Regions from separate parts of the Homo sapiens genome. Here region 1 is linked to region 2. Evidence: chromatin loops called from intact Hi-C (ENCODE). Cell type or tissue: GM12878. All regions are shown on one strand. Region 1 overlaps LINC02609 (long intergenic non-protein coding RNA 2609). Region 2 holds the start of LOC105378848 (a long non-coding RNA gene).

Region 1 (5,000 bases), 730 kb after region 2:
TTCCAAGGGAAGCAATGCACTATTCAGGCACCCCAGAGCTATTGGCACAATGTTGCCCTTGCAGCCCAATAAGAGAACAGCAAAGTTCAGGAAATCAGAGGTAGGTTGGTTATCAGTTCCTATTTAATATGTTTAAGGCTTACCACAGTTAGGATTTCCTAACGTTTTAAAAACCAGTGTTCATATACATAATCAGTGTGATTTTCCTTAGAAACAGAATTATCTACCATGTATTCTCCCATTACAAAACTACTAAAGACAGAAAAAAAAGAGAAAGGTAGAAAATGTGAGACATTATAAATTAATTCCTAGTATCCAAAACTATTTCCTAGGTTTGTTTTTTAATTAAATCACTTCTAAACCCCAGGAGAGAACAGAATTTCACTATTATCAAATAAATAAAATCATCAACATTACTATTTTGCTGGCAGCATCCTCGCCCTTTGCCCCAACCCCTCTTGGTGTTACAATCCTAACTGCAAACTCCATACAACGATAAATGATCTGTACTTATGTCTTCCTGAAAACCAGTGGTTGGAACACACTTGATCTGTATTAATAATAGGAAGGGGGAAGGGGCTTTTAAAAGGGGCTATTTTATAAGTTGAAGCAAATTATAGGGCTTATTTAGCATCAGAATTACTTCTCACCTTGTACTGTCCCTGAATGCTGAGTGATCTCTCTTTTCCAAAGTTGTGGGTCTATCCTAGTTTTATTGTAGACAATCAATACTAAATATTAGGAATCTACAAACAAAACAAACAAAAAAGCTCCCCCCTACTCCACACTGCTGAGCCCTAAATTGCTTTTATGAAAATAACTTTAAAAAGACATTGGCCAGGTCTACTAACCCTTCCACCATCCTCATCTAGACCCTGATCACTTTACACATAAAGGAGTGAGTTTCTTCCTTCCTCAAATACAGCTTTCAGAGTGCCTTAAGATTAACTATCCTAAACCCCTACTTTGCCTTGGTAGTTCTGATTGCCTATAACAGCCCCAGCTTCTTTTTTTTTTTTTTTTTTTTTTTTTCTGAGACGGAGTTTCCCTCTTGTTTTCCAGACTGGAGTGCAATGGCACAATCTCGGCTCACCACAACCTCCACCTCCCAGGTTCAAGCAATTCTCCTGCCTCAGCCTCCCGAGTAGCTGGGATTACAGGCATGCACCACCACACCCGGCTAATTTTGTATTTTCTCCATGTTGAGGTTTCTCCATGTTGAGGCTGGTCTTGAACTCCTGACCTCAGGTGATCTGCCCATCTCAGCCTCCCAAAGTGCTAGGATTACAGGCGTGAGCCACCGCTCCCGGCCAGCCCCAGCTTCTTAAATTGGCTTTCAAGCCTCCTTCCTACCCTCCCCATAGGCATTAATTAGCTGTTCCTGGTTTGTTTTCCACTACTAGCCTACACAAGGCCAGACAGCTCTTCAGGCAGACAGCTCTCTCTTTGTCCGCTGAAAACATCATGTGAATTGTCTTTATTTTACTGAAGATGCCAGGCACCATGTTAGGCATTACAAATATTATCTTATTTAATCCCTTCCATTTAAGAGATGGGTATAATTATACCCATTTTAAGGCTGTAGAAGGCTAAAGAAGTTAAGGTACTTGTCCAACTAAGGTCTCACAGCAGCACTAGGATTCTTACATCTGGCTCAAAAGCTGGTATACTTTCCACTCCAGCATACTCTCCCCCCTGCTATGCATGTGCTGTGTGTTCTGATTCCTCCTTCCTCTTGTCATCTGGATGATTTCTCAATTTCACTCCATATATCTGACTCCTGTCCAGTCTGCAAATCCGGAGAGAAACTCCCACCTCTGTCTTGAAACCTTTCAACCATCATCCTAGTCCTTGGCAGACTGCTGAATTTGTCATCTGCAGCACTCATTTGGTGCTCCCATTTTCTGCCTTGTATTGTCAGCTTTATTTTTATTCAGTCCCTTCCAACCAAACTGAAAGCTCCTTGAAGATGGGAATTTGCCTTATATTTATTTATATTCCTCCCTGACTCCCCAGAGCCTAATATTACAACTCCCGTTTGTCATACACTCACCTCATGCACACTAATCCTTAGAAGTGAGCACTGTTATTACTGCCATTTCGCAGATAAAGAAACTGAGACTCAGAGAGATGAAGAAATTTGCCCAAGCCACTAAGCTGGTGAGCAGATCTGATGTTCAAACACATACTGCCTGAATCAAATGCCCCTTTTCCTTTGTGACTGTATTGTCCTGGCTCACATACATGGTCCCTCACACAATGTGAACTTATGAAGCATTCCTGTATGGAGGATACTCAACAAGCCTCCAGAAAACATCCCTCTAACATGACTTCAGAGAAGGGGCATTGTTTTTACTCTTCATGAGGTGAAATCCGGCAACTCAACAGAAGAAAGGATGAGTATATACCCACCTGAGGACACCCACATCCACTTCCCCCTCCTCTCTAGGAGCCATGCCTCATGTTGGTGGGAGCCAATGATGCTGTCTATATCTGTACAGGGGTTTCTGTGAGGTAGAGAGGCAAACTGCCCTTCCCCCTTAATCCTCTGTACCTTTTAAATACACAGAGGAAAGAAGGAGAAAATTAAACTGTTAATTTCTTTTAATGGTCTGCAGGGTCCAGAGAGGTGGGGTCCTGCTGTGTCTGCAAAAGAAATGAATTGCTGCTGTGGGAAGAATAACAACTGTTTTTAGAAAATGTTCATAGCTGACCGATTAAGCCAATCTGTAGAACTCAAGTCAGCTTCTTCTTCTCCTTTAAGGTATGAACATGGCAATGGGGATTAATGAAATCTCTAAGAAAAGAAGGACCATTGGGAGTACAATAATCAAGGCCTAGGAGTCTGGTCAATTTTCTCCACAAAGAAAGTTTGTCCTTTCAGTGCCACTGCTGCAGAATTGAGCTTGATAGTATAAAGGGGGCTATCTTAAGGTTACTTTATACACAACAGGTCTTCAGGAAGTGTAAAAACAAAATCTCTTGCAATGGCAACAGGGTACTTCCTATGAATCTGAAAAAGGAGTAATGACTATACTATCCATTTGTCTCTGGTATCCACGCTAAAACTATTCTATTCTCCCAAGTTCCCACAGGTGGGTTTCTAGCTTTCTTTATATTTTGGTTCATATATTTGGACAACTCCAGGGCTATAAGCATTACCTTCACCTATAAAACCTGCATTGTAGCACACAAAATCCTGCGCATGCACAGCAAGTGTTTCATTTACTTCATCTCAGATAAGGCACAAACTACCCTGCAAAGTAGACTAGTAGATATTACAATTATATACATTTTGCCTATGAGGAAAACTAAAATTTGCCTCAAGAAACATAATTGGGACATGATAAACCTAGTTCCCACTCCCAGTCCAGGACTCTTTCTACCACTTCTCAATTCTCATGGCAGTCCTCTACCTTTTCTGTACTCTGGATCCACATGTGAATTTTGGAATCTAAAGACAGGAACCTCTCTCTTTAAAAGAGATGGACTTCAAATTATACTCACCAGGCTTCTATTACAACTACCTGGACCATACTGAGAACTACCCTCTCCCCACTCCTGAAGCTACAAACACTATACACAAAATTTAATATTTAGACTCAAATTTTAAAATATTTGCACGAACTCTTAAATCTATAGAAGCTGAGCAGTCATGGCTGGGTGCGGTGGTTCATGCCTGTGATCCCAGCACTTTGGGAGGCTGAGACGGGAGTATCACTTGAGCTCAGGAGTTCAAGATCAGCCTGGGCAACATGGCAAAACCCTGTCTCTACCAAAAATACAAAAAATTAGCCAGGCGTGGTGGCACACAGCTGAGGTCCCAGCTACCTGGGGAGCCAAGGTAGGAGGATGACTTGAGTCTGGGAGGCGGAGGTTGCAGTGAGCTGAGATCATGCCACTGCAGCACTTCCCGCCTGGGTGACAGAGTGAGACCCTATCTCAAAACAACAACAACAACAACAACAACAACAAGATGGGTAGTCATGATGGTTAGGCTCCCCATTTAAAAAGGAAGGCTAAAATCACTGTTACTTGTTTTTCCACAAGTACTATTTATGGATAGTTTGCCAGATAACTGATACTCCCTTCAGATAACTGATACTCCCTTGTACCCCTAATTTTATTTTTTTCTTTTTTTTAGGTGGAGTCTCACTCTGTCACCCAGGGTGAAGTGCAGTGGGACGATCTGGGCTCACTGCAACCTCCACATCCTGGGTGCAAGTGATTCTCCTGCCTCAGCCTCCCGAGTAGCTGAGATCACAGACGTGTGTCACCATGCCCAGCTAATTTTTGTACTTTTAGTAGAGACGGGGTTTTACCATGTTGGCCAGGCTGGTCTCAAACTCCCGACTTTAGGTGATCCACCTGCCTCGGCCTCCCAGAGTGCTGGGATTACAGGCATGAACCACCACTCCTGGCATCTAACATACATTTTAAGAGTCATTCTGTCTACCTAATGGACAAGCAGTCCGGTGTCTTTCCCCAGAAAAGATCTAGAATTGGGTCTGTCCACCTTGTTCACTGACCTTTTTAATTAGGTGTGTAATCTTGGTATCCAGGGCCCAGCAGGTTTTCCCTTCCCCAATGTCTGGACAATACCCAAGTTCATCAAAGCAGAAACAGGACTCAGTTCCAGACCTTATACCTGGCTGAAAGAATGATATTCTTTTTGTCTCAGCTCAATCTTGGTTAATCTCCATATGCAATCTAACTCTGGAGTGAAAGAGAGGAATGACTCTACTTGTTGCTTTGGGACGACTGCCCTATTTCTTTGTCTGCTGGCTGACCTTCCCTATGTAAGAGCATCAGCATTTGCAACATTGGGTTTAAGCAGGAAAGCTCTTTCATCTTTGTCCATTGGCCTTGATCTCTCCTGATCAGTATGGTCTGGATTCTTGCTAATCACTAATGATCCCTTGGCCCTCTATATAATACTAAAGGTATTAGACTTGAACTGTTAGGAAAATTCCTACTCAGCTAATTACATTCTTTCTGCT
Region 2 (5,000 bases):
TCCTCTATATTGAGAGACAATCACTGTACTTTTTTAAAATAAAAGTTGTATATCTATATGCAACTTTTAAACAACATAGTATTGTTTTGTGTGATTTTAAAAAATATAGGTAGTACAATTGTGTATCATTCTGTATCTTACATTTTTTACTCAATGATATAGTTTTTATTGAGATTTATCAATGTTCATGTATTCTATATGGATGTATATAGAATATACATATAAATGTATATATTTAGGTTATTCTTTTTATTTGCCGTGTGGTATTTCACTGTATGAGTATACCAGATTTTGTTTATTCTTTCCCTATTGGTGGATGTTTAGGTTGTTGCCAGTTTGCTATAGTTTTTAGTGCATATTCACAAAGAGTAGCTCACAGGCTCCTTACGTAAACTCAGTGTCATACGTGAGACAGGACAAATGAGAAAATTCAAACACAGAGAAGTAATCAATTAACTTGGCTAAGATTTGTTACACTCTCAGATAGAACCCCGTTTTTCTAATTCTTCCTGTAAGGATCTTGCACCTACTTTGTACAGCTTTCTGTTTTTCAGAGCTTGGAGTAATATTTAGAAGTTGTAACTGAACCTACTTACATGCAATTTGGGTTAAGAATACCCTATGCTTTTCTCCTTGATATATACATATATTTTAAGCTCTGTTTTAAAATTCTTATTCTGCACTAAAATTAGTTTTAAGAAATAAATATCTATAAGACAGGTATTTTAAAAGACAAATAAAAATCCCGGCAAACTTTTCCACATGCGTGTTTAAATTTTGATGTTAAATGTTAAAGGAAACTAAAAGATCTCTTAAGTAGCAAATTTCCTGAGCTTAATTCTTCTTATAGAGATATGTTCTTGATATATTGCTGACATTTTAATCTAGAACCAGGACTTTAGTAAACACTCCCCCACAAACTTCAATTTCTATTTCCTTTTTGTTCTCACTCATAGGTGGGAATTGAACAATGAGAACACTTGGACACAGGGAACATCACACACCGGGACTTGTCGTGGGGTGGGTGATGGGGGGAGGGATAGCATTAGGAGAAATACCTAATGTAAATGACGAGTTAATGGGTGCAGCAAACCAACATGGCACATGTATACATATGTAACAAACCTGCACGTTGTGCACATGTACCCTAGAACTTAAAGCATAATAAAAATAAATAATAAAAAAAGAAAGAACAAGATTAAATCCTACTCAAGCAAGAGTTTGTCTTCTGTAAACCATGATGACCATGGTGACTAGAAGATGAAAAACTGAAAGTCAACAACAAGTACAATACTTTAAAATGAAGAGTCTAATTGATTGATTGATTGATTGAGACAGGGTCTCACTCTGTTGCCCAGGCTAAAGTGCAGTGGTGTGATCTCAGCTTACTACAAACTTTGCCTCTCAGGCTCAAGCCTCAGCCTCCCAAGTAGCTTGGATTACAGACACATGCCACTATGTCTGACTAATTTTTATTTTTATTTTTGTATTTTTGGTAGAGCCGGGTTTTGCCATGTTGCCCAGGCTGGTCTCGAACTCCTGAACTCAGGGTGATCCATCCACCTCTGTCTCCCAAAGTGCTGAGATTACAGGCATGAGCCACTGTGCCAGGCCAAGAGTAATTTATATAGAGAGTCACTGATAGACTTACAGAATATTGGAGCTGAAAGGATCCAGACTGTAGATGTATGACTTGCCCAAGACCACATAGGGTACTAGCAGGTCTACTAGAGCACATGACGACAATATACTTACACAATAATTTAATTTTAGTTTTCTTATTTTTTTTTGAAAAGGAAAGGCATATTGTTGTGTAGATGTGTTTAAAATTAAGAAAGGAGAATACAATTTTCTATTAAGTAAATATACTAAAATATAAATATTTTACTTTACATTTATGGGGAGAGTTAATTCAAATGTAAGTGTCACCAGTGCTGAGTGTGGAAATACCATCACTGCATATCTAACTGGGAATGATTTACTGAAGAAAGCACAAAACCATCAGGGAAATTGCTTCTGCAAAAAGAAATTGGTCTGTATGGCTCACACTACTTTCAGAGGACTTTCAATGGCTGTAGAACCTTGTTGAAACTCAAGTCTTACTTTCTTGGGGAGTGGAGCATTCCTGTTTTCCCAATATGGATCAGGTACACCTTCTACCTGCTTCTGGAGAGTACTATGTCTCTCTTCATCGTAAGGCTTCATAATTACCTGATTGCGTATCTGTTTCCCTCATTCGATTACAGGATACATATGTTTTGGAACCAGGCCCATCCTTTTCACCATTATATCCAAAATGACTAGCAGAGTGTGGGTTTAGAGCAGGTAGCCATGAAGTTCACTAAAAGACGTAACAGAAGAATGAATAAATGCTCTAATAAGATTGTGTCTTAGGAGGAAATTTGCACTGTCAGGGTTTACGAAGTCTAGAATACAATTTAAAAAATGCTAAATGCCTGTTTCTGCTAAATGAATAAAATGTACTAGAATTGCGTGAAGAAACTTGAAAGTAGAGATTTTCCTTTGCTGAATTAGAAGTGAGTAGTTGAGTTTTCTATTTGAAGATATAACAATATTCTTATATTGTTAAAGAACATTAGAAATCTTGACTTTTACAGCAAAATAAATATCTAGAAGTGAAGTATTGATTATTAATGCAAATATTCTGTGGAATATCTACCACTTGTTTTACGTTTTTTTAATTGACAGAGTGGGAGACCATATTATCACCCATTTTATTTTATACAAATTCTTTAGCTGCATCACTAGCTAAAACAAATAAATGTATCATACTTTAATATCAATTACTATTATTGGATTATCAAATGTAAAAGCCTAAAAATATCTAAATATCACACGGGTTGAGCTATCCCTACCATGGTAATTTAAATATGTTACCTATTTACAAGATACTTTTAGAAAGAAAATATAGGCATTATTAACAAAGTAAAAATGAAATAGATATTTTAATCTAGAATAACTGTGGTTTCTAGTTGAAGATTTTACTTGGTTAATCTTATTTGGGTGTCTTTTCTTTGAAGTTATGAATGCTTTGTAATCTTAGGGCCTTTTGTAGCCTTTAACAGAGTTTTCTCACTAGAGGGCAGCATTTGACTAAATGTCCATCCAAACAGAAGGTTTTTCTGGTGAACTGGGAATATCCATGCAGATCACTTTAATAACTCAGTTAGCAGACTTACATGGATTTCTAATTCGATTTGTTGGGCTGGGACCCAATTTGGTTTGATAAGCCTTTAGAAAGGAATTTTAGGGATTTATTCCAGTAATAAATATGAATTGTTTTTAGATAGGTATTATATCAGGTTTGTGAAAGTCATGCTTACCCTAGAGCTTCTATTGCCTAGCCTTTTAAATGCACGTAAATTATTATATTAAATTATTTATTATTGAAACTGAATAAAAAAAGAATCGGGTTACTGTTTTATAAGCCCCCCTCCCTTTTTTTTTTTTAAAAAAACTCTTCAATTGTATCTATTTCTCAGTTAATCTTATCTATATTATTTCTCTGGGAATTTTGTTTTGAAGTGTGAGCCCTGCAGAAGTGTTATGGATGACTGCAAGAGCTGCTAGTGGAGGTCTGTAACATGGAAGATGCTCTTCCTTTGATCTGAGCCTTGAGGATAACTGATGCTCAGGGACAATGCTTTTACCTCCTGAAGAGCATCCTCAGAGTCTGGTCCACAGTCCACGGAGTGAGGTTGAGGACCCAAAAAGGTAGCCTCATTCTTGATTTTGGCTGTCAAGAGGGTAAGCCATTGCTTGGTTCTCATTATTATTCTGTCAGTGTTGGGACAAAATTTCTTCGATTTTTCAAGATAGAGTTGAATGTGTAGTGGAGACATCTGGGATATGCAGTTTTTCATAGAGATTGGATATGACAGCCAATTACCAAAATACATCCCACCATTAGTTAATCGCAGTATTGCTATGGAAGCCAATGTTGGAGAAAATGGCTTTATCTTAAGTGGCCATTTAAATAGTCTTTTTTGTCCAATGACTTATTGCTCAAAGGAACCATTCAAATAGTTGCAACAGAAATTCATATTCACAAACATACAAGTATAGTACCACATAAGTACATACAATTATGTATCAATAAAAAACATACAAGTATAGGTGTATGTACACATACGTATATATTGTACCATTTAATTTGTATTTTCAAGTTTTTATATAAATTTATTTTGGTGATGACATGTTTTCTAGGTGAAAGTGATAATTACATTTGAATCCTTATAACATTGAAAGAGACACTTCTCTTCCTGTTCCAATTCAAATTTGGATGAAATATCAAAAGTAATTTTTAAAATGCTCTTTTGAGATGTTATACTGGGCTTCTAATGATGTAAGCAGAATTAAATTTCTCAAACATTGTGATGGTTGCACCAGGTAATTTAGGAACAAATACTTTTCTCAAAAAGTCCAGAGAAAATCTAAAAGCAGAAATGTTATTGCATAAGGCACGCAAGCAGAATTTTTTTCATTTTTGTGTTCTTTGGACCTTTGTGCGTATAGTCACATAACAATAACCAGACCCTGCCCAATTCTTTTTCACTATAGATCAATTTGGGAGATTTTCACCACTTCCTTTCTATTTTTTGTGTTTTATGGGGCTTTAATAGCCAGCATACTTTTGCAAAAAAAAAAAAAAAAAGGCATAACTTAAACAGTGTACCCAGTTGTTCCAGGGCTAACTCTATTTTATTTGGTATTTAGAACATATTTGATATTAATATTTACATATTTTTCAGAATTAGAATTAAAGGCTTTAATGCTCTCTACTGAGCATTGTTTCTCTTTAAAAAAAATCAAAAGGAAATAATCTAACCAATTAGATTCAATGAATAATAATGCTTAGATATAAGTAACTGATCAAATGCTAATTTTCTGTTCAGATTTTTATGTTTTTAATGAATGTTTTTGGCAACCTCAGGGAATGCAAGGAATCAAAATGATCCATTTCTACATAACTTCCTCTT

What was found. Peaks named below come from ENCODE experiments on the same cell type or tissue, not always from the same donor. Only the 100,000 strongest peaks of a DNase experiment are listed, where the experiment ranks them.
Region 1: a loop joins it to region 2, with 2.3 times the contacts of the local background. A loop is called at or near these places in 2 of 110 quality-filtered maps.

Annotation. Positions count from the first base shown.
Region 1 is chr1:90,843,036-90,848,035 of GRCh38, forward strand. All of the region lies in intron 1 of LINC02609 (long intergenic non-protein coding RNA 2609), which reads right to left. It overlaps LINC02788 (long intergenic non-protein coding RNA 2788), which reads left to right. Exons shown (of 4, transcript NR_186594.1): 2 at 2,619-2,764. Among named protein-coding and RNA genes, the nearest start is that of LINC02609, 6.1 kb to the right of the region's middle. In GM12878, no CTCF peak of the experiment used is centred here; no DNase peak of the experiment used is centred here.
Region 2 is chr1:90,111,626-90,116,625 of GRCh38, forward strand. LOC105378848 (a long non-coding RNA gene) reads left to right here and starts at 3,547. Exons shown (of 3, transcript XR_947587.2): 1 at 3,547-3,768. In GM12878, a CTCF peak has its summit at 3,099 (motif pointing right); a DNase peak (open chromatin) is centred at 3,110.